4 separate regions of the Homo sapiens genome follow, and all the other regions are linked to region 1. Evidence: chromatin contacts called from ENCODE Hi-C or POLR2A ChIA-PET data. All regions are on one chromosome and are shown on one strand. Each heading gives the region's core, a stretch centred on a gene start or an enhancer-like site at or near the end of the contact. The rest is flanking DNA. Distances are from core to core; before and after follow the strand shown.

Region 1 (6,076 bases), core at 2,594-5,093:
ACTGCCCTGCAGCCTGGGTGACAGAGCAAGAGTTCATCTCAAATAAATAAATAAATAAATTAGCCGGGCATGGTGGCAGGCTTCTGTAATCCCAGCTGATCGGGAGGCTGAGGCAGGAGAATCACTTGACCCCGGGAGGCGGAGGTTGCAGTGAGCTGAGTTCATGCCATTGCACTCCAGCCTGGGAGACAGAGTGAGACTCCATCTCGAAAGTAATAATGATAAAGCTTCTATAAACATCTGTGGACAGGTGTTTCTGTAGACGTAAATTTTTACTTCCTCTGGGTAAATATCACAGAGTGTGATTGCCTGATCATGTAGTAAGAGCATAGTTAGTTTTATAAAAAAACCTGCCGAACTGCCTTCCTCCCTAGCTGGACTGTTTTGCATTCCCAGCAGCAATGAATGAGAGTCCCTGTTGTTCCTCATCGCTGACAGCATTTGGTGTTGTCAGTGTTCCAGATCTCAGCTATTCTAGTGTGTGTGTATTGATATCACATTGCTGTTTTAATTTGCATTTCCTTTATGGCATATGGCATGGAGTGTTTTTTCTTTCTCTTTTTTTTTTTTTTTGAGACAGGGTCTCTGTCGCCCAGGCTGGAGTTCAGTGGTATGGACACAGCTCATTGCAGCCTCAACATCCCAGGTTCAAGCAATCCTCCCACCTCAGCCTCCTGAGTAGCTGGGACTACAGGCATGTGCCACCACACCCAGCTAATTTTTTAAATTGTTTGTAGCAACTGGGTCCCACTGTGTTGCCCGGGCTGGGTTCAAGTGATCCTGCCACCTTGGCCTCCCAAAGTGCTGGGATTACAGGCATAAGCCACATTGCCTGGACTTCCTTTTGTAATAATAGCTTTATTGAGATACACTGTACATACCATACAATTCACCAAATTAAAGTTTACAATTCAAGAGTTTTTAGTATATTCACAGAGTTGTGCAACCATCACTACAATCAACTTTTAGAACATTCCTCACCCAAAAAGACACCGTATCCATTAGCAGTCACTCACACAATGGTTCTTAGTCCAAGTTTACCAGAGCCAGTCTCTGTGACTAGGCTGGGGATGCAAATGGGACCACTCAAGCCAGTTGGCTGCCACATGGCAGCCGGGGGGGGGGGGGGGGTGGAAAGGATGCTGGGAAGGCAGTGACTGGTGGCCCACTCACCTGTGCCTCACCTGTTTCACCCTCCCCTTGTCACAAGGCTGACAGCCTCCTGCAGTGCACCTGACATTGCAGCTTACCTTCCCCGCCTCACCAAGCTCTCATTCTAAGATTGTTTCAAGTGCAAGGAGAGTGGGCCAGATATGTGAAAGGGACGCAGTGGCCAGGATTTGAGAAGCCCATCCTTGGCAGAGGTGACAAGCTATGCAAAGGTACAGAGAGGCCGGGTGCGGTGGCTGATGCTTGTAATCCCAGCACCGTGGGAGGCCAAGGTGGGTGGATCACCTGAAGTCAGGAGTTTGAGACCAGCCTGGCCAACATGGCAAAACCCCATCTCTACTAAAAGTACAAAAGTCAGCCGGGCGTGTTGGTACATGCTTGCAATCCCAACTACTCGGGAGGCTGTGGTGGGAAGAATGCTTGAACCCAGGAGGTGGAGGCTGCAGTGAGCCTGGGTGTCAGAGCAAGACTCCATCTCAAAAAAAAAAAAAAAAAAAAAGGTACAGAGGAATGAGAGACTGGAGAGCTTGCAAACTTGATCGCTGGAAAGCAACATCCATGTGAAGAAATAGCATGTGATGAGGCCGAATTGTTTCTGTCCGTTTCACATTTCTGACAGCTCCTGTTGATTTTTGCTATACTATGCTAGTAGTTACATAAAGGTTCAGTCATCCCATCTCTCCTAAAAATAATCCTTGTTCTCCTTTACTGAAAGTTTATCACATGCCAGGGGCTGCCCTCACTGGCCTTGTCACATTTTACCTTTACCTGATGCAGTCGATATCTTTATTACCCCATTTCTCTGATGAGAAAACAGGCTCAGATAGGCAAAGTCACCTCTTTAAGGTCACACAGCATAAATGACAGAGCCCAGCTCTGAGTGACTCCTGCTTTTTGGACAGTCCATCCAAGATATCGTCTTCAAGTACAATTAGATATTTGCCTTTGTTTTTGCACCAATAGTAACATGGTTCAACTTTATTCTCTCCTTGGTTTTTACTCAATACATTTAGGAGGTCATTCCATACCTTTATATAACTCTATGTCTTCTATTTTTTTTTTTCTGGCTACAGAGTATTCTGTTGAACAGGTGTTCTCTAATTATTTGGCCAGTTCCCTATGGAAGGGTATTTAGGTTATTTCCAGACTTTTGCTACTGTAGTAACTACCTTTAAGCTAGTACCTTAGCTCCCTTGCACAAGTCTATCTGTAGAGGAAATTCCTTCTGGGTTAAAAAAAAACATAGTGTTGTAAGTTCTGAACAAATTCCCCTCTAAAGAAGCTGTCCCACCAAGTAGCAGAGGACATTTCCAATTCAGAGAGTGCTCCAAAAAGCCTCTGTTCAGGGCTGGGCACACATGGCTCACGACTCTAATCCCAGCAGTTTGGAAGGCCAAGGAGGGCAGATCACTTGAGGTCAGGAGTTTGAGACCAGCCTGGCCAACATGGCTAAACCCCATCTCTACTAAAAATACAAAAATTAGCCAGGCGTGGTAGCGGACACCTGTAATCCCATCTACCTGGGAAGCTGAGGCAGGAGAATCACTTGAAGCTGGGAAGCAGAGGCTGCAGTGAGCTGAGAACTCGCCACTGCACTCCATCCTGGAGTCTCTGTCTCAGGAAAAAACAAAGCCTCTGATCAGAGGATCCAGGGATGTGGGCAGTTCTAGCCCCACCTGCTGCCCCTCTGGGCCGTAAGTCCACTCCCCCACCCACTTCCCACGGTTCAGGCCACATGGACCCTTTTCTGGTCCTCAAGTGGCCAAGTTGGTTCCCACCTCAGAGCCTTTGAACTTGCAGGCCTTAGCGTAGGATGTTCCTCCCTCCCCGTGGCTCACGCCTTCTCACCTTTCACTTACACAATTTTATTTATTTTACTGCATCCAGTACCTGAATGGCCTTATGCACTTACTTGCTGATGTTCTGTCCCCTTCACGCCATGAAGGCTGGGAGTTTTCTGTCTTTTCACACACAGCTGTGTTCCCAGCACCTGGCAGTCACTGAGGACATATCGCTGCCTCCCCTCTCCAATGCCCCGAATCCCTGATCTTGCACCAATTTTCTCCGTAAAATGTATTCCCTTCCAATATATCTCATTTGCTTATATGTGTTGTCTGACACCCTCACTAGAATGTCAGCTCCAGAAGGGCAAGGATCTTGTTTTGTTAATTGTTTAATTTCAAATGCTTAAAAGGGCATATGGCACGCCGTAGGCACTGGATAAATATCTGTTGGGTGAACGAATGAAAGAATAAGTGAATGAATGAGGACCATAACCCACCCTCCTGGACTGGCTGGCTGTCCCTCCAGGGAAAAAGGCCAGTTAAAAAGCTGGCCTCCTTCAGGTGAAACCATTTCCGTCCCCTCAGGATGGGCCCGTGGCTCCAGGTGGAGGCCAGCACGCAGTGTGGAGGGCCTGGTTGGCCAGATGTGGGAGGAGTTTGCCACAGGTGAGCAGGTGGCCAGCTGTGGCCCCGCCCCCAGGAGGCCCGTCCCCACCCGGAGGCTTCGCCAGCCCCCTCCTCGGGGGCCCCGCCCCGTCCAGGAAAGCCCGCCCACTCCTCCTGAGGCCCCGCCCCTCCCGGGAGGCTCCGCCGGTCCCTGCCCCAGGATCCCCGCCCCCTCCGTCACTGAGGCCCCGCCCCGTCCATCAGCCTGTCTCAACGCACGCCAGTCTCAGCTCCGACCTTGCAGCGGCGCAGCGCGGGTGGGAGGCGGGGAGGAGCAGCGGGAAGAGCGGAGCGAGGACCGCGTCCGGCGCAGTCTTCAATGAGCAGCGCGGAAACTGCACCCCAGACCCGAGCCTGCTGCGCGCCCCCTCCCAGAGCTCACCTGGTGCCAGGTAACAGGTAAGGGCAAGGCACCCTAGACCCCTGGTTTTGGGACCTTTCCAGGCCAGGGTGCCAGGCCAGGCACGCGTTGGGGGGCGTCTGGGCACCCCTGCCTCGGTGGGAATAGGCATCTCGGTTGAAGGTGGGAGCCTCCCTGGAGCCCTCCCGGAGCCCGCAGCCGCAGCTCCCAGCCCCCATCCCTGCAGCATCCTTTCCGCGCCCGTAGGGCGAATGTTGCCATTTTTTTTAACCCCCAAGGCGCCGCTGCCTCTTGGAAAATGTGGGAGGTGTTGGAGGATCCTGGGATGGCTGTCGTTCCCCCAGGACGGGGCTGGCGCGCCTTCTGAGGGCTCCCACTGTCCATGTCAGGGCTTCCCAGGGATCCTGAGCACCAGGGCTTTGGCAGAAGCCTGGGGGATCTGGCCTGTTCCTGCTGACCTGGGCAAAGCCCTTTTCTCAGTCTCCTCAGCAGGCCAGTGGGCTGCCGCTGCTCCCCGCCATCCACGCTGGCAGTGAGGCCTGTAGGTTCCCAGGGGAGCCTCTTTTATTTCTGGGCCTCTGGAAAAAAAAAAAAAGCCTCCTCCCCCGGCCTGACATTAACTGAGACAGCTTTAAGCTGGGCTGACAGGATCCCCGCCTCTGCCCATTCCCCTTTTCCGGATAGTGCAGGGCCGGGTGACAAGAGGAGGCTTGGAGGGAGGGCACCTCGCGCCTCTCTGCCTCTCCTAGAGCTGAGAGCACCTGAGACAGCTTCTCAAGTCCCAGAGTGAGGCTGGGCCCCACGTGGGCTGCCAGAGGCTCAGCAGGGATGAAATCAGGATGGACCCACGCAGACCCAGCCCGCTCCTGCCCCAGAGCCAGGGACCCCCACAGTCAGGCCCTCCCACCCAGCAGGCCTCTGTCAGTCAGTGCTTTGCTGCGCAGCGAATGGAATGGGCTTATCTGGGTCTGGGCCCACACCGGGGTAAAAAGCTCACCATGTCAGGGGTGAACCGAGGCCACTGGGCCACCCAAGTTCTTTGGCCCCTTTTCTTGCAATCCCTGAATAGCCTGGACAGGGGACCCCCGAGTCTCCATCCTGGAGACCCTGGATGCGGGTCTCCATCCTGCCTTCGTCCTTTTTCTGCGTGTCACTTAACCTCTTCTGTCTCCCCAGCTGTAAAACGAAGCTGATGACCACAGGGTCCTCCCAGGGAAGTGGGGAGGCCTGGCTGCTTTGGGAGGTGCCAGGCACATAGTAGGGCCCGGTGAAGGGTCTCTGTTGCAGTGTCATAATAACTTTTATCTATTGTCTCCTGGCCTTCTCTGCAAAGGGTCTCTGTTGCAGCGTCATAATAACTGCTATCTATCGTCTTCTGGCCTTCTCTGCAGCTGATGCCTAGAGATACCCCAACCAATGTCTCCTACCCTGGGAAGAAAAGCCTTTGACAAGACCCCTGGTGGGGACAAGGCCACTTGCTTATCCTGTGCCATTCTTTAGTGCACGGAGTCAGGGCGAGCCACCCCTGTCTTCCTGGGCCTTGTCCGGTTCTGGGTGGGGCCTATTCTGGCCACCACCTTGTCCTTGTCCCTCAGGCCAAGCAGGTCACCCATGTGCTCACAATTTGCCCTCCAGCTCCACCTGGCCGAGCCCAGCGCATCCTCTGAGTCAGGCAGTTGGAGAGCGGTGACAGGCCTCTAAGCAGCCTTGGCTGGTGGTCACGCTTCTGCCCAGTAGCTTTAAAAATAACGGAGTAACTGTCCCCACCGAGGACTGTAACCCGACCCGGGGCTGGAGTCCACTCTGCTAGGAGTCTGTGGTAGAAGGACTAGTGCTTGGGGGCAGGGACCCAGGTGCTAGCACTGCTCTGCCCCAGCCTGGTGGATGACCTGAGACAAGCCTCACCCCCTCCCTCTGTGGGCCTCAGTTTCCCCATCTGCAAAATGTGGCTTTGGTAGTCTGCGATATGAGTGTTTGAAATTTTGTTTATTCTGATGAAGATAAATAGGCTTCTGGAGGCGGGGGGCATGACTGGTACCCTGGGCTGTTGGGGGATGGGGAAGGAATTCCCCCAGAGGCTGGGAGTCAGGTTGGG
Region 2 (6,076 bases), core at 1,332-3,831, 700 kb before region 1:
ACTCTGAGAAGGAATCTGTCTCATTGGAGGAACACCAGTCCAGACCTCTCTTCCACCTCACTGTCACTTCCAACACCTTCTGAAAGGAAAACATTGCTGTATTTTTAAAGTGACTCAAAACAGGGTCTATAAGAATACATAATGGAAAACACAATAAAAGTACACATCAGCCTCCGTTCATTTTATAAAAGGGAAATGTATACAGAGATGACACAGTTATCTTCAGTTCCCCCCCATAAACCTATGGTAACATGCAAGCCCTGATTCTTCTTCCTTAACATAAAAGCAAACAACTTCGGGATACTTAGAGAAAGCTAAACACAGATCTGATAAATAAACTCAGTTTATTGTACACCTTTTTAGTTTCTTTATCATCCTATCAGTGGAAGAGTAAATACACAAAAAAAGTCAATGAAAACAATCCTCAGTTTATCCCAGAATGACTTTAGACATGTACATGTTCACTCCTGGGGTACAAGCAGAGCTTGTCTTTCCTGTCCTTTTCTCTCCAGAATTGATGTTGCATATACTAGGTATCCAATAAACACTTATTAAATAGAAGATGCTTAATCTCTCCAGGTTTGAGTATCCTTACACATAAGCTCAGAGTTGGGCAAGATCAGTGGTTATGAAGCTTTTTTTTTTGAGACGGAGTCTCGCTCATCACCCAAGCTGGAGTGCAGTGGCGTGATCTCGGCTCACTGCAATCTCTGCCTCCCGGGTTCAAGTGATTCTCCTGCCTCAGCCTCCAAAGTAGCTGAGATTACAGGCACCCGCCATCACGCCCAGCTAATTTTTGTATTTTTAGTAGAGATGGGTTTCACCATGTTGGCCAGACTGGTCTTGAACTCCTGACCTCAGATGATCCGCCCTCCTCGGCCTCCCAAAGTGCTAGGATTACAGGCGTGAGCCACCGCGCCTGACCAGCTTTTTCTTTTTTTTTAAGAGACAGGGTCTTGCTCTGTTGCCCAGGCTGGATGAAGTGCAGTGGTGCGATCATAGCTCTCTGCAGCCCTGAACTCCTGGGCTCAAATAATCCTCTTGCCTCAGCTACCCCACCCCCCTCCAAGTATCTGGGACTGTAGGTGTACGCCACCCACCTAATTTTTTTTTTAATTGTTTTGTAGAGACGAGGTCTCGCTATGTTACAGGCTGGTCTGGAACTCCTGGGCTCAAGCAATCCTCCCGCCTCAATCTCCCAAAGCGCTATGAGTACAGGCGTGAGCCACGATGCCTGGCATAAAGCTTTTTTGAATCACTGACCCATTTGATGATCTAAAGGAAACTGGTGACCCTCTCATCAGAAAAATGCACATACACACAGAACTTTACATACAATTTCATAGAGTTCACAGACCCACTGAAATACATCCAAGGACTCCTAACCCCAGGGTAAGGAACCCGTGGGCTGGATAAGTGTCTACCAGATCCAACAGCCCACAATTTCATGATTGTTGAGAGCATGGAGAAAGCCATGCCTTGTTAAATAAAGAGAGCACTGCAGAAACCCTAGCTGGGGGCCTCTTCACAGGCTACAGAGAAGGTTTACTTCTGGCCTTACCGCACCGGGGATCACAGTCACGCTCCAGTCTTCCGTCTCATTGTTCAGCACTCCACACGTCGGAATTGGCAATATTCCTAAAGAAAGAAGACCAGCATGCAAAGGCAGCAAGGTCCAGCAGCTCAGGGGGTGCATTGAGTCAGACTGCCTAGGATGGACTCACATTACAGCCTAAGATTGGGCCCTTTACAAGCTGCTTGACACTGGGACAGTGACAACCTCTCTGAACTTGTTTCTTCCTTGGTCAAAGGGGATGAAAAGATATTACTGTTCTTACTAGGAAAATGGGATGATGCACGATGTTAGCTCAATGAATGCTAACCATTATTATTTCAGGCTTTCTTCGAACCTGTCCGTCTGTCCTCTTTGGCCTACAGCAGCCGCCCGATCCTTTTCTCCCCATGCGACTTTGCAGAGAACAGAGGCAGGGGGCCCCAAGGATGCCACCTCTCCAGGCTCCTTGGGAGGTCTGGATCCAGTCCAACCCCCACCCTCCCCAAAAGAGGGCCGGACTTTACCCGCCTCGTCCTGCAGCACTGCCAGGGACACGGTCACACCCTCGGTGTCTCCGACCAGGGACGCGCTGACCGCAGGGCCGGACATTCGGATAAAAGGAGGGATGAAAGCTAGGCGGGAAGGAAAGGGGACAAGGAGGGGTTAGCAGTGGAAGAATCACCGCCTAAGGTGTGTGTGGCGGCTTGCTTTGGCGTTGTCGACTCCCGAAGCTCCCGGGGGAGTCCAAGTCTGGCCCTTTTAACGCCCAGTCCCCTCAGCCCCGGCCCACCGAGGTCACTGCCGCGCCGTACACACCCAGGTCCCCCCACAGAAGCCTCAGGATGCCCTGCAGAAGGAAAAGCCTCAAAAGAAGAGCGGCCGGAGGCTGGAAGCCCATGCCTTAGACCTCGCGGGCCGGGCACAGCAGAACCGCGCCCTCATTAGAACCCAGGAAGGACTCAGACACGAAAACGCAGCAGCCACTGCCCCGCCGCCGCCATCTTGCAAGCGAACGCCCGGAGCTATGGCAACCACCAATCGGCGGCCGGCCAGGAGGAACGCCGCGCTGTGATTGGACCAGTGGCAAGAGCGGGCACCCCGGCCCCGCCCACAAGGCCTAGCATTTTTGCTGCTTGACTCTGGTGGGGAGAGTGAGGGCTGAAAAACTACCTATCCGGTGCTCCACTTAGTACCTGGGTGACGAAACAATCTGTGCACCCAACCCCCGTGACACGCAATTTACCTATATAGCAACCTGTACATGGACCCCTGGGCCTAAAAGTTGAAAACATCAAAATTAAAAAGGTCCTGAAAAGCAGGAGTGCGTGTCCGGCTCAAAAACTGGAGTTTTCCCCTACCCTGGAATTAATCCAACAATAGCCAAGAGCGATCCTATAGACACTGGCTTCTAAATAAAAAGGGTGGGACTTGCTCCTTAATAAACTTGATTTTTATACGGATTTGTTTTAGGGGTGAGTAGAAAAAGGGGATGGGGCTGCCGCGCTGTGTTTATTATCTTTACTATCGTTTATGATGTATTATTTATATTTTATATTTTTATAAAATAAATATATATTTACAAAATAGATATACTTTGTTTTATATATATATATCAGATATACATACTTGATATATATAAAATACATATAGGCCGGGTCTGGCGGCTCATGCCTGTAATCCCAGCAATTTGGGAGGCCGAGGCGGGCGGATCACAATGTCAGGAGTCTGAGACCAGCCTGATCAACATGGTGAAACCCCGTCTCTACTAAAAATACAAAAAATTAGCCAGGCGTGGTGGCAGGCGCCTATTATCCCAGCTACTCAGGAGGCTGAGGCAGGAGAATTGTATGAATCTGGGAGGCGGAGGTTGCAGTGAGCCGCGATTGCACCACTGCACTCAAACCTGGGCGACAGAGCCAGACTCCGTCTCAAAAATATATTTATTTATTTATTTATCTTATAAAATATATATGTATTTATATTTTATCTTATATATATTTATCTTTTATATAAGTATATATTTTGTAAATTTTATACTTATATGTTATAATTTTATAAAATTTATATTTTTATAATTCTTATCATTATCATTTATTATCACTATTGCTTTTATTATCATTCTCCTAGGTTTTTGAAGGATTTTCTCCCCTGCACAGAGCTCTCAGCACTCTGAAAGCAGATCCAATCACAGAACACACAAGAGGTTTTGCCCAGCAATAGGACAGATGTGAAAGAATCAAAATTCTGTCTGGAAAAAAATTGTTTTTTCTTATATCAGTAGCCTCAGAACATTTCAAATATTGTCACGGCTTGGGGACTGAGAGTGCAGGGTCTGAGGTCAGGCTGCCTGGCATGGGATTTCGCCTTCCCTCCACAGATATTCTCAGCTGTTAAGTGACTTTGGGCAAGTCAACCTCTCTAAGTTTCAGCTTCCTCATCTATAAAAAAGGGATGATAATAATCCTTCCTTGGGGATTGTGTGAGGATGAAATGAGGTAACATATCTAATGAGGTTAAACCAATGGCTGGCATACAGTAAGCACTCAGTTAATGATCAGTTACTTGTTAACTATCAGAGAGGTGGTGTATCCTTTAGCTGAGACAATCATGGTGTTCAGCATTGTGGCTGACTGACGGTAAATGCCAAGTAAATGTTTGCCATTATTAGTCTTTTTTTTTTTTCTTTTTGAGACAGGGTCTCACTCTGTCACCCAGGCTGGAATGGTGCAGTGGCACAATCATAGCTCACTGCATCCTCAAACTTCTGGGCTCAGCTGATCCTCCCACCTCAGCCTCCCAAGTAACTGGCAATACACCACCACACCCGGCTAATTTTTGTATTTTTTATAGAGACGGGGTTTCACCATGTGGCCCAGGCTGGTCTCAAACTCCTGGGCTCAAGTGATCCTCCTGCCTTGGCCTCTAAAAGTGCTGGGATTACAGGTATGGGCCACCGTACCCAGCCCCATTATTACTCTTAATGTTCAGTTATATATTCATTGATCAGCAAATCTAACATTGTGAAAGGATTCTGAAAGTTGAGGCTTTATAAGGGCCTGACACTGGGTGTTATCTTTTTCTTATACTCCCTGAAAAACTGTGGGTCACTACAGTTGTAACATGAGCATGAAACTTTTCCCGTGTACCTCAGCTCCTCTCTGGAAGACTGCAAAATGTTTACCTCTCTTGATATCTTGGAATGAAGCCTAGGAGAACGTTACTAAGAGGAAGCTGTCAAACACTTAAATATTTCTGTTATTCCCCATCTGTCTTTGGGGGGAATTAATCTGCAAATTAAGTTGGCAAGGCCAAGCGGTAAAGATTAAGAGATAAATCCTCCCAAAAGAAAACATTTCTGGGCCGGGCTTGGTGGCTTATGCCTGTAATCCCTGCACTTTGGGTGGCAAAGGCACATGGATCACTTGAGGCCAGGAGTTCAAGACCAACCTGGGCAACACAGAGAAACCCATCTCTACCCAAAAATACAAAAATTATCTGGGCGTGGTGGCGCATGCCCGTACTCCCAGCTACTCGGGAGGCTGAGGCAGGAGAATCGCTTGAACCCAGGGGTCGGATGTTGCAGTGAGCCGAGATCGCGCTACTGCACTCCAGCCTGGGCAACAGAGTGAGACTTCATCTCAAAAAAAAAGATAGAAAACACTTGAAGCTGGTGATCAGCAGCTTCCCGATAAGATCTCAGGAGTTGGGCAAGCAGGCTCATGCATACATAGTAAGAGGCAAGATGGCAGATTTTAACTGGTATATAACCTTCCTCTGGGAAGGCTCGACTGGTAAAGGAAAATGCCTCAAATGAGCATGCGCACAACTTCAGTAAACACACTGCACATGCGGCCCCTCCCAAGTGCTGGCAGGCCACTGACATGCAGACAGCCCACCCCAAGGAAAAATCAAGGGAGGGCACAAACCTCAGAACCATGCTAATGTATAGAAACCCCCAGTGAAGGGTCGGACGGGGCACTTGAATCTCTCAAGTCGCCCGCTTGGCCCTCTTCCAAGTGTACTTTACTTCCTTTCATTCCTGCTCTAAAACTTTTTAATAAACGTTTACCCCTGCTTTAAACTTTGCCTTGGTCTCTCACTCTGCCTTATGCTGCTTGGCCAAATTCTTTCCTCTGAGGAGGCAAGAATCGAGTTGCTGCAGACCTGTACAGACTCGTCACTGCTAACGGTGATCCAGGGAATTCTCCAAGATCGTACCCAAGATCACCAAGGTGGCACCTCTACAAATATGTAAACTATTCATATCTTGAGTAGTAGACTAAAAGGCAAACCTATCAAAAATAATAACTACAGCTTTTTAAGACATAGTATAATAAGATATAAATATTGTAGAAACAAAAAGTTAAAAATCAGAGGGATGAAGTTAGAGTATTAGTTTTCTCTGCTTGTTTTTGCAATCAGAGTTGTCATCAGTTTAAAATAATGGGTTATAAGATGGTATTTGCAAGCCTCATGCTAAACTCATATCAAAAAGCCTACAACAGATACACAAAAATATAA
Region 3 (6,076 bases), core at 1,557-4,056, 540 kb after region 1:
AAACCCCCTCTCTACCCAAAATACAAAAAATTAGCTGGGTATGGTGGTACGTGCCTGTAGTCCCAGCTACTTGGAAGGCTGAGGCAGGAGAATAGCTTGGCCCTGCAAGGCGGAGGTTGAAGTGAGCCGAGATGGTGCCACTGCACTCCAGACTGGGCGACAGAGCGAGACTCAGTCTTAAAAAAAAAAAAAAAAAAAAAGCACAGTGGCTAGATCTAAAAACAGAATGTAAATATTGAAGGAGGAACTTTGAGTCCTAACAGTGGCCACCTGGGGTCTGAGCCCTGTCAATGCCCTGGTAGTAGGGCTGAGACCAGGCCTTGCTCACACAATTGAAGGAGGCAGTGAAGGTAAACAATATTGCGATATGCTAATTTTTTTTTTTTTTTTTTTTGGAGATAGAGTCTCCCTCTGTCGCCCAGGCTGCAGTGCGGTGGTGCTATCTTGGCTTATTGCAACCTCCGCCTCCTGGGTTCAAGCAATTCTTCTGCCTCAGCCTCTCTAGTAGCTGGGATTACAGGCATGCGCCACCATGCCCGGCTAATTTTTGTATTTTTAGTAGATACGGGGTTTCACTATATTGGCCAGGCTGGTCTCGAGCTCCTGACCTCGTGATCAGCCCGCTGTGCCCGGCTGATATATTTTTTAAAAAATAAAAATTAATGGCCGGGCACGGTGGCTCACGTCTGTAATCCCAGCACTTTGGGAGCCCAAAGCAGGCGGATCACGAGGTCAGGAGATCGAGACCATCCTGGCTAACACGGTGAAACCCTGTCTGTACTAAAAAAATACAAAAAATTAGCCGGGCGTGGTGGCGGGCACCTGTAGTCCCAGCTACTCGGGAGGCTGAGGCAGGAGAATGGCGTGAACCCGGGAGGCAGAGCTTGCGGTGAGCCGAGATCGCACCACTGCACTCCAGCCTGGGCGACAGAGTGAGACTCCATCTCAAAAAAAAAAAAAAAAAAAAAAATTAACGCCAAGACTCCATGATGAACAAAATGATATAATTATAAATAAATAAGCAAATGATGAACATGACAATGACATAGAATAACCCATGAGAACAAGCAAATATACACACACACACACACACACATATATATACATATATATATACATGTGTATATATATATATATTTTTTGAGACAGAGTCTCCCTCCGGCACCCAGGCTGGAGTGTAGTGGCTTGAACTCTGGTCACAGCAACCTCCGCCTCCCGGGTTCAAACAATTCTCGTGTCTCAGCCTCCCGAGTAGCTGGGACTACAGGCATGCACCACCATGCCCAGTTAATTTTTGTATTTTTTGTTAGAGACGGGGTTTCACCATGTTGGCCAAGCTGGTCTTGAACTCCTGTCTGCAGGTGATCCACCCACCTGGGTCTCTCAAAGTGCTAGAATTACAGGCGTGAGCCACCACACCCAGCCCCAAAACAATATTTTTAATAAAGACAGGCTCAGCCTACTGAGTAGAGAAGAAAAGACAAGCCCATAAGTGTTCCTAGCTGAACTCCCCCATTAGAAGTGGTCTGTGCCTCATCCTATGACATCTATGATTCCACAGCTTGCTGATTACAGCTGAAGACTGTTTAGATTAGGGGGTGAGGCGCGCCTTTCAGATTAGGAATATGGATATGGGATTTCAGGAGTACCACCACCACCTGACCTTGCAGCCTGTAAATTAGGGCGATGTTGAATTAGGTAACAGCATTTCGAGGGATTTCAGACATGAATGGAGAGGAGGGGCCAGGAGACAAATTTACATAGTTCAGAACTTCGTGCATTACCAGAGCAGTTCCCTCTTCCTGCTGGTCCAGGCAGCACGGTGCTTTGAATAAAGGTCAGCTAGAGGGGTCACCCGCCGATTATTCTCTTCTACTGGCAAGGAGGAGGAAGCCCCTGCCCCCTTATCCACCACAAAATCCTGGGCTTCCCCGACAGCTGCAAATTCCTCCCTGGAGATGTAAGGCTTCTGGGGTTGCCATGGTCCATGGGAGTGAAATGCTGGCCGCCCTCTGCTACCCCAGCCCCGAGCAGGCTGTTGCAGCCTTCCCTCCTGTCCCTTTCAAAAGCTTTTAAAGGAAATCCCAGGGGGGAAGGAGGATGGGACACTAACCAGGGCTTCCGTCCAAGCAGCCAGGGCGAATAAAAGGGGCTTTTCTCAAACGAACGGAGCAAACCCTGGGATCGTTTCAAAGGATTTTTAACCCGCGGTCGTTCCCGGAGGGAAGTGGGGAGCAGATACAGTTCTTCCCAAGCTTAACCTGCTCTACAGTTCCTTTCAGCATTTTCTCCAGGGACGCCTCATCCAGGGTCTTTCCCTGGAGGGAGGCGAGGGCAGAGATGATCCTTCCCAATCCCCAACTTAACCTGCTTCGGAAGCGCCTTGCAGCCTGTTTCAAAGGATTTCTCACCCTTGTCTGGCGGGAAGGGGAGGGCAAACAAATGAATCAGCCCCAAAGAGCGGGCTGAGGTCGAGGCTGAATGGGGCTCTTGGGTGTGACTTGCAAATTCTGGGAACACTTTGCAGAAATGACGAGAAGCCCCTCGGAGCAGGCCTGTGGGTTTTCCCTCGCACCTTGCTCCCCAAGCCGGGGCTCGGGAGGGTTCGAGGGCGGAGCGGCGGGCGCGCCGGGGCCAGGGTCCTCCCGGGGCCGCGGTGGGCGCAGACAAAGAGGCGGCGGGGCGGCGCGGGGCCGGGCGCGGGCCGCAGGGCCGGTGCGGACTCGAGGGGCCGGGCCGGCCGGGCCGGCCGGGCGGGCGCGGCGGCGGAGCGCTGGGAGGAGCCGCGCGGCGTCTTCTCCTGGCAGCGCGCGCCCGCCCGGCCCCGCGGCGGCGGCGGCGCGTCACGCTCTCCCCCGCCCCGAGCCGACGAGCCGGGAGGCGGGAGGCGGCGGCCGCGGCGGCTGCTGCTGCTGCAGTGGGACAGGTGGCGGCGACCGGCGGCGTCCGAGGAGGTGAGCAGGGGGCGGCGCGGGCCCTCTCCCTTTCCCGGCACCCCCTGCTCCCCTGCCGGCTTCCCGGCCTGCGGGGCCCGCCCAGGGTCGGGTCGGGGGTCGAAGCCCGGCGTCCGGGAGCGGGGCCGAGCCTCGCGCGCCGGAGCCGTCCGGGAGGGGACCGCGGGAGTCTCGGGTGGCCGGCGCCGGAGGCCGGGGGTCCCTGGGGGGCTCCTCCGGAGCTGGAAAAGTGGCGGCCCTGTCAGCGCCGAGCCGGGCCTTCGCTTCCTCCGCCCGCCTCAAGATGGAGCTTGGACTCCTTGCCCCTGCGCCGCCCCAGGCGCCGCTCTCTCCCTGGCGCCCCGCTCCCTCTCCTGGGCCCCGGGGCGGATGTGGGATCGGCCGGACCCCGGGAGGCCGAAGCCGGGCGGGACCTGTTGCCCCGGGCGCCGCGCCTGTCACCTGAGCATTCCTCAGGCCCCGGGTGCCCGGCGCCCGCGATCCGGCATGGAGGGCACCCTGGCCCGGCCTCCCCCGCTGCCCCGGCTTTTGTTTTCCTCTCAAGTGGGGCTGTGATTCTCGGAGACCGGGGAAGGCTGGAGGTGGCCAGATCGCTCTCGGGTTTCCGAAATCACACCGCTGCCCGGTAATCCGAACCTTCTACCGCGGCAGGGGATTGGCGCGGAAGGCAGATGACACTTGTTCAGAGGTTATTTTACAAGCAGAACCTAGCGATTGCCCGAATTGGAAGGTCCTGCCTTTCAAAAATCGGGTTTTGATTCGGGGGTGAATCCTGAATCCGGCTGTTTCTCCACTTCATGTGGCTTTTCCATCTGGCAGGAGCCGAGCGCCACCCCCTCCTCCCTGCACAGCCCCACCTCTTTGGTATGAAGAAATTACACGTTGTCCGTCATCGGTTTAGATACCTGTTTTTAGCAAAACTTGGGCGCCAGTGAACTGTTTTTTAAAACAAAGGGTGGAGAAGATTCTGTAATTGTGTGTGTGTGATTCAGCAGCCTGGCCTTCTTCCTCTTTTAGGACAGTGGCCCCTAGCAGCTCTATAAGTATTAAGTGCTGTGGCCACTGCTGTCATTAGGGTTATGATTCTGGCTGTTCTTATTATTTGATTTGTGTCACTACTGTTAGCGATGGTATCCACGAATCAGGAGAGTATCCCAGAGTCAGGAATGTGTTTGTTTGACTTTTAGATTTAATGATAACCTTTAGCAAGAATCCCCAGGCATGTCGCTTCTCAGACTTGGGGCCTTTTTTTCTCTGTAAATTATAACAATGAACATTTATTGAAGGCATCTTGTGGCCAGGCTCTGGGCTAGCTTTTTATGTGTTTTATTTCATTTAATCAACCCTAACCCAGTGAGCGTGCTGTCGTCATGTGCATTCGGCAGGAGGGTCATAGAAAGGTCAAGTAACTTGACCAGGGTTATACAGCTAAGCACCTGAAGTCAGAATACCTTTTACCAGCATGTGAACTCAGGTATTCTGACTTCAGGTGCTTAGTTATTCGATTAGTATAGGGAATCTGTGGCAAAAAGCAAGGCTAGTCTGTCTGTCTGTCTATCCATCCATCAATCAATCAATCAATCAATGAGAGGGAGCCTCAATCTGTCCCCCCGGCCAGAGTGCAGTGGCGTGATCTCAGCTCACTGCAATCTCGGCCTCCCAGGTTTAAGCGATTCTCGTGCCTCAGCCTCCTGAGTACTGGAATTACAGGTGCCCGCCACCACGCCCGGCTAATTTTTGTATCTGTGGTAGAGATGGGGTTTCACCACGTTGCCCAGGCTGATTTCGAACTCCTGGGCTCAAGTCATCCACCTGCTTTGGGCTCCCAAAGTGCTGGGATTACAGGTGTGAACTACCGCACCTGGCCCCAAGGCTGGTCTACATTAAAGCAAAGTTGAAGTGGGTAATTGCTTGGCCAAAGGCTTGTGCCCGATTTTTAAGGTTCAGAGAAAGCAGTTAAGTACATCTTCCCACTAGACCTAGTTCAAAGGGGAAAACTGAAACCGGGTGGGACCCTGGGTAGGTATTTTGCCTGAAGATCAAGATTTTGCCCTTCCCTATTTTTTCAATCATTGCTTCAGCTCCAGCTTGCACTTCAGCATGACATAAGCTAATCTGGTTTCTGTCCTATTGAGGAGTTTAGAATCTGATATCCTTATCTCTTTTTTTTTTTTTGACATGGAATTTCACTCTTGTTGCCTAGGCTGGAGTGCAATGGAGTGATCTCGGCTCACTGCAACCTCTGCCTACTGGGTTCAAGCGATTCTCCTGCCTCAGCTTCCCGAGTAGCTGGGATTTTAGGTGCCTGCCACCATGCCTGGCTAATTTTTTGTATTTTTTTAGTAGAGATGGAGTTTCATCACGTTGGCCAGCCAGGCTGATCACACCTGACCTCAGGTGATCCGCCTGCCTCAGCCTCCCAAAGTGCTGGGATTATAGGTGTGAGCCACCACGCCTGGCCTGATGTCCTTATCTTAAAAAAAATTTTTTTTACCTAGTGGCTAAAATTCACTCTGTCACATCCCATGTGACTCATAAGGGACATGAACTAACTCAGTCATGTTTGATTCTTGCTTTTTTTTTTTTTTTTTTTTGAGACAGAGTCTCGCATCTCGCTCTGTTGCCCAGGCTGGAGTGCAGTGGTGCAACCTCCGCTTCCCAGGCTCAAGCAATTCTCCTGCCTCAGCCTCCCGAGTAGCTGGGATTACAGGCACACACCACGGCACCGGGCTAGTTTTTGTATTTTTAGTAGAGACAGGGTTTCACGATGTTGGCCAGGCTGGTCTCGAACTCCTGACCTCAAGTGATCCTCTCACCTCGGCCTCCCAAAGTGCTGGGATTACAGGCATGAGCCACTGTGCCCGGCCGATTCTTGCTTTTTAAGTGCTGTCTGCTGGGATTCGAAAGCCAGTGGATGGTGTATAAGAGATGAGTTGATTCTCTTATGGCCCATACAAAGGTAGGCACCTTTGAACCTTTCACATACTGGGCACCTGGTTCTTCGTTATTACTTACAGGTAGATTTCTGGTCTTCCTTGAATAGATATATCAAGGCCAGGGTCTTCACATTTCGGGACCCTTGCAGAATTCTGTGGAGTTCCATGTACTCAGTAAACGTTTCT
Region 4 (6,076 bases), core at 1,589-4,088, 510 kb after region 1:
ACAGGCTGGTCTCGAACTCCTGACCTCAAGTAATCTGCCCGCCTTGGCCTCCCAAAGTGCTGGGATTACAGGTGTGAGCCACCACGCCTGGTCGTATTTTTTGAGACATGGTCTTGCTGTGTCACCCAGGCTGGAGTGCAGTGGTGTGATCGTAGCTCACTGCAGCCTTGACGTCCTGGGCTCAGGTGATCTTCCCACCTCAGTCTCCTGAGGAGCTGGGACCACAGGCGCACACCACCACACCTGGCTTTTTTTTTATTTTTATTTTTGTGGAGACAGGGTGTCACTATATTACCACTGATCTTGAACTCCTGGGCTCAAGCAATCTTCCCAAAGGATCCTCCCTCAGCCTCCCAAAGTGCTGGAATTACAGGCGTGAGCCACTGCTCTCAGCCTAGCAAATGGTTTTCTCTATAACACTCAACACTTCCAGCACCAGATGTGTGGGGTTTTTCCCACACCAACCCCCTCTTCAACTCTCCAGGCATCAACTGGGGGTTCCACAATTCAACTATGACACAAATGACGTGAGCTTAGAGCAGACCCCACAGGCTTAGTATCACAAGACTTCCCCCCATTTCGGTTGCCAATCTCAAGTAGTGGGTCCCTAGTTTACTCAGACTTCTGTCTGACTTGACTACAAATCGAGGCTCCCATGACCCCTTTTCTAGGTCCAATAATTTGCTATGATGGCTTACAAAACTCAAGGAAACATTTTCAGTTACTAGTTTATTATAGAGAATGTGATAGAGGATATACCTGGCCAGCCAGATGAACAGGTACATAGGGCAAGGTGCAGAAGCGTCTGAATACAGGAGCTTCTGTCCCCGGGGAGCAGGGGTGCGCCACACCCCCAGCATGTGGGCGTTTACTAGCCTGCAAGTTCAGAGATTTTTATGGAGATTTTCTTTCTTTCTTTCTTTCTTTCTTGAGACGGAGTCTCGCTCTTTCGCCCAGGCTGGAGTGCAGTGGCACGATCTCGGCTCACTGCAAGCTCTGTCTCCCAGGTTCACACCATTCTCCTGCCTCAGCCTCCCAAGAAGCTGGGACTACAGGCGCCCGCCACCACGCCTGGCTAATTTTTTGTATTTTTTTTTAAGTAGAGACGGGGTTTATCCATGTTAGCCAGGATGGTCTCGATCTCCTGACCTCGTGATCCGCCCGCCTCGGCCTCCCAAAGTTCTGGGATTACAGGCGTGAGCCACTGCGCCCGGCCTTTCCTTCTTTCTTTTTCTTTTCTTTTTTCTTTCTTTTTTTTTTTTTTTTTGAGACGGAGTCTCGCTGTGTCACCCAGGCTGGAGTGCAGTCTCGGCTCACTGCGAGCTCCGCCTTCTGGGTTCACGCCATTCTCCTGCCTCAGCCTCCTGGGAGTAGCTGGGACTACAGGCGCCCACCACCACACCAGGCTAATTTCTTTGTATTTTTAGTAGAGATGGGGTTTCACCATGTTAGCCAGGATGGTCTTGATCTCCTGACCCGGTGATCCGCCTGCCTTGGCCTCCCAAAGTGCTGGGATTACAGGCGTGAGCCACTGCGCCCAGCCTTTTTTTTTTTTTTTTTTTTTTTTTTTTTGAGACAGCATCTTGCTCTGTCACTACTCAGGCTGGAGTGCAGAGGCATGATCACGACTCACTGCAGCCTCAACTTCCAGAGGCTTAAGTGATCCTCCTGCCTCAGCCTCCCAAAGTGCTAGGTTTACAGACTGAGTCCCCACACTCTGCCTTTATGGAGACTTCTTCATGCAGGCGTGATCCATTATTAACTTAATCTCCAGCCCTTTCCCCTCACCCAGAAGACGGAGGGTGAGGCTGAAAGTTTCAGGATGCTAATCATGGTTTGGTCATTCTGGTGACCAGCCCCCATCCTGAAGCTATCCAAGAGCCCACCAAGTTTGGCTTCATTAGAACAATAGGTCTTCCTGTCACCCAGAAAATTCCAAAGGATTAGGCGCTCGTATTAGGAGACAGGGTCAAAGACCAAATGGTAGAACGAAAGATGCTCCTAACATTTTTTGCTTTAGAAACTGCAAAGGTTTTAGGAGCTCTGGCCAGAAGCCAGGGGCAACAAAGATCAAAATGTATATTTCTATTTTTTTTTTTTTTTGACACAGAGTCTCGCTCTGTCACCCAGGCTGGAGGGCAGTGGTGCGATCTTGGCTCACTGCAGCCTCCGCCTCGCGGGTTCAAGTGATTCTCCTTCTCAGCTTCCCGAGTAGCTGGAATTACAGGCATGTGCCACCATGCCCAGCTAACTTTTGTATTTTTAGTAGAGACGGCGTTTCACTGTGTTGGCCAGGCTGCTCTCAAACTCCTGGCCGAAAGTGATCTGCCCACTTTGGCCTTCTAAAGTGCTGGGATTACAGGCGTGAGCCACCATGCCCGGCCTATTTCTTATTATGTCACAATATCACATCCTATCAGCAGGAGGGAGAAAAGAAAGATAAATGTTTGCCCTCTCCCTTTAAGAAAACTGCCTGGACTGGACACTGTAGCTCACCCCTGTAATCGTAACTACTCGAAGGCTGAGGCCGGAGGATCGCTTGAGCCCAGGAGTTCAAGTTTGCAGTGAACTGTAATCATGCCACTATACTCTAGCCTGGGCAACAGAGCAAGCCTCCATCTCTTACACACACACACACACACACACACACACACACACACACTTCCAAGAGGTTGCATGGGCTACTTCAGCTTGGCCAGAACTTATTTTCATGGCCATCCCTAATAACACAGGAAGTTAGGAAATGTCTTCATTCTGGATGTCACATGGCAGGAAGAATCAGATACAGGAAGAGGGTAGAATGGCTTTGAGGGGGGCGGGACTTCTGGTAGTCTCTGCTTCAGTCTTTGAAAATGGAAGCACAGTAGTGAATGTTATAGTTGACTGTGCAATACTCACTTTACCCTGATCATGGTATATTCAGGGTGGACAGACCTGGGCCCATCTGGGCCCACCTGGGCCAAGGAGATGCATGCCAGAGGGTGCGTGTGTGCGTGCACGTGTGTGTGTGCATGCACACGCACACTTAGAAAACCATAGGAAAGGCCAGGAGCAGTGGCTCACACCTGTAATCCCAGCACTTTGGGAGGCCGAGGCAGGCGGATCACCTGAGTTCAGGAGTTCGAGACCAGCCCGGCCTAAAGGGCGAAACCCCGTCTCTACTAAACATACAAAATTAGCCAGGTGTGGTGGCGCAGGCCTGTAGTCCCAGCTACTAGGGAGGCTGAAGTAGGAGAATCGCCTGAACCTGGGAGGCAGAGGTGGCAGTGAGCCAAGATTGCACCACTGCACTCCAGCCTGGGGAGACAGAGTGAGACTCTGTCTCAAAAAAAAAAAAAAAAAAAAAAAGCAAAAGCAAAAGCAAAAGCAAAGCAAACCACAAGAAAGCATGAATAGGAAATTGTCAGGCCTCTGAGCCCAAACTAAGCCATCATATCTCCTGTGCTGCACGAATACATCCAGATGGCCTGAAGCAACTGAAGATCCACAAAAGAAGTGAAAATAGCCTTAACTGATGACATTCCACCACTGTGATTTGTTTCTGCCCCACCCTAACTGATCAATGTACTTTATAATCTCCCCCACCCTTAAGAAGGTTCTTTGTAATTCTCCCCACCCTTGAGAATGTACTTTGTGAGATCCACCCCCTGCCTGCAAAACATTGCTCCTAACTCCACCGCCTATCCCAAAACCTAAAGGAACTAGTGGTAATCACGCCACCCTTTGCTGACTCTCTTTTCGGACTCAGCCCGCCTGCACCCAGGTGAAATAAACAGCCTTGCTGCACACACAAACCCTGTTTGGTGGTCTCCTCACACAACGCATGAGACAGAAATGTATCATATATCATATCCATTGCTCTGGCAACCATCTTACCTTAGGATGGTTGAATGAAGGATGAAGCCACCTCCGCAAATGGCAGAGAAAGAGAAGAAAAGATTTTGGGTGCTTGAGAAATTTAGCGGCTTGAGCCACTACATCAACCAGCCCTGAAGCTGAACCGTGTTGCAAACGTCCTGTTTTGTGAGCTAATGAGTCTCCTTATTGTCTCCGCTAGTCTGAGTTAGACCAGCTGCTGAAATCGTGATAACTGATGTAAACTCTAATAAAATGTAAGGTAATTTTTGACCAGCAGAGCATAAACCTCAACATCTGACTGGTCCCAGCAGATTTAGGCACCCTTATCTCCTTTTAGCTTTAGGAATTTCATTTGGGATTCAAATGGCTTTATCTGACAGGAACATATGCATAGCTGTTTCCAGGTAGGCTCTGATGGCCTGTATTTGATGGAGTAAGATTGGTTTTACATTTAAGAAAGGTTAAAGTAGAGGGGAACAGGCATTCTCATACATTATTGGTGGGGATATAAATTGGCTCACTCTTTTTTGGGAGGGTAATTTTTTTAAAAATGTAAATGTACATATTTTAGATTCAGTGGTTCTAATCTAAGCATTAATCCTACAACTATGTTTGTAAAAGCACACTGTATGCGCTTCAGATTCAAGCTTCTTGGTAAGACAAAAAACATTTTTAAGAAGAAAAGAAATACGAGTATACTATATATGCACCCAAGGCTGTTTATTGTGGCAATGTGTGTAGTAGCAAGTACTGAAAATAACCTAAATGTCTATTGGTAGGAATCTGTTGAAATCATAGCACACTATGATCTTACAACGCAATGGTTTAAAAAAATGAGGAGGCTGGGTACAGTGGCTCGCGCCTGTAATCCCAGCACTTTGGGAATCTGAGGCAGCAGGATCGCTTGAGCCTAGGAGTTCAAGACCAGCCTGAACGACATGGCAAGAACTCATCTCTAGGGAAAAAAAAAATTAAATAATTTAAAATATGGGGCCAGGCGTGGTGGCTCATGTCTATAATCTCAGCACTTTGGGAGGCCGAGGCAGGTGGATCACCTGAGGTTGGGAGTTCGAGACCAGCCTGGCCAACATAGAGAAACCCCGTCTCTACTAAAAATACAAAATTATCCTGTAATCCCGCATACCTGTAATCCCAGCTACTCGGGAGGATGAGGCAGGAGAATTGCTTGAACCTGGGAGGTGGAGGTTGCAGTGAGTAGAGGTTGCACCACTGCACTCCAGCCTGGGCAACAAGAGCAAAACTCTGTCTCAAAAAAAATTTTTTTAATATAAGGTAATCTACATCTTCTGATATGGAAAGAGGTCTATCTAGAGGTCTATCTATATATTCCCCTAATATATGTATTAACTAAAGAGTGTGGGTGTGTGTGTATATATAAAAGATAAGTTGTAATAGATAATATATAACATGTATTATTTAATATATTAACTTTTCTTTGTAATACATGTTAACTAAACTATATTACACATATATGTATGTTACATTTTATATTGTTACTGGAATACATATATTTATATATATATACTTTGTTAATTTTTTTTTGAGACAGAGTCTTGCTCTGTTGCCCAGGCTGGAGTGCAGTGGTGCGATCTCTGCTCACTGCAACCTCCGCCTCCTGGGTCCAAGCAATTCTCTGCCTCAGCCTCCCAAGTAGCTGGGACTACAGGCAGGTGCTACCACACCCGGCTAATTTTTGTATTTTTTATAGAGACGGGGTTTCGCCATGTGGGCCAGGCTGGTCTTGAAGTCCTGGCCTCAAGTGATCCACCCGCCTCGGCTTCCCAAAGTGCTGGGATTCCAGGCGTGAGCCACCATGCCTGGCTGAATGTATATATATGGTTAGGTGCAATACCCACATATATGAGTTTAAATAATTTTGATTTGCTGTCTCACATCATAAATTACACAAAAAATCTATCCCAGGAGAATAAAAGCAAAAACCTTAAAAATTTTATAGGAAAATATAGGCTAATACTTTGTGACCTAAGAGTTTTAAAAACATCTATTAATTGAAAAGCACCATTTAAAAAAATTTAAAAAACACAACAAAACAAAACAAAAAAAAAACAGGGCACGTATGGGAAAAAATATTTGGAACATATAGAATCATAATATATTAAAAACCACTACAATCAGTTTAAAAATAGACAATGCAACAGAATAATGGGCCAAAGATATGAAGTCGGCTGGACACGGT

The links. A loop is a pair of places that touch in the nucleus more often than their neighbours do. ChIA-PET counts read pairs that join two places held with the same protein, here RNA polymerase II (POLR2A). Pooled maps may share reads with other maps.
Region 2: a pooled map shows a loop between it and region 1 (4-fold over the local background). The contact joins the promoter of TCTN2 here to the promoter of ABCB9 in region 1. A Hi-C loop is called at or near these places in 1 of 168 maps with a recorded cell type or tissue (naive thymus-derived CD4-positive, alpha-beta T cell) and 5 of 50 pooled maps. POLR2A ChIA-PET finds 5 or more read pairs at or near these places in 1 of 52 experiments (OCI-LY7).
Region 3: a pooled map shows a loop between it and region 1 (3-fold over the local background). The contact joins the promoter of CLIP1 here to the promoter of ABCB9 in region 1. A Hi-C loop is called at or near these places in 7 of 50 pooled maps. POLR2A ChIA-PET finds 5 or more read pairs at or near these places in 2 of 52 experiments (GM12878 and activated CD4-positive, alpha-beta T cell).
Region 4: a loop to region 1 is called in a pooled map, with 3 times the contacts of the local background. The contact joins the enhancer-like site here to the promoter of ABCB9 in region 1. A Hi-C loop is called at or near these places in 2 of 50 pooled maps. POLR2A ChIA-PET finds 5 or more read pairs at or near these places in 3 of 52 experiments (Caco-2, T-cell and activated CD4-positive, alpha-beta T cell).

What each region holds. Positions count from the first base shown.
Region 1 is chr12:122,964,230-122,970,305 of GRCh38, reverse strand. It overlaps ABCB9 (ATP binding cassette subfamily B member 9), which reads left to right and starts at 3,843. Exons shown (of 12, transcript NM_019625.4): 1 at 3,843-4,019. RefSeq lists a silencer at 3,535-3,824 and enhancers at 3,589-4,394, 4,395-5,202.
Region 2 is chr12:123,667,618-123,673,693 of GRCh38, reverse strand. It overlaps TCTN2 (tectonic family member 2), which reads right to left and starts at 2,581. Exons shown (of 18, transcript NM_024809.5): 1 at 2,372-2,581; 2 at 2,080-2,187; 3 at 1,562-1,638; 4 at 1-79. The coding sequence starts at 2,453.
Region 3 is chr12:122,419,399-122,425,474 of GRCh38, reverse strand. It overlaps CLIP1 (CAP-Gly domain containing linker protein 1), which reads left to right and starts at 2,806. Exons shown (of 26, transcript NM_001247997.2): 1 at 2,806-2,954. RefSeq lists an enhancer at 1,531-1,630 and silencers at 2,740-3,089, 3,110-3,509.
Region 4 is chr12:122,450,818-122,456,893 of GRCh38, reverse strand. No RefSeq gene overlaps it. Among named protein-coding and RNA genes, the nearest start is that of CLIP1, 31 kb to the right of the region's middle. Within about 2 kb of position 2,838, at least 7 of the 41 ENCODE cell types and tissues checked have a DNase peak (open chromatin) inside an H3K27ac peak, as active enhancers do.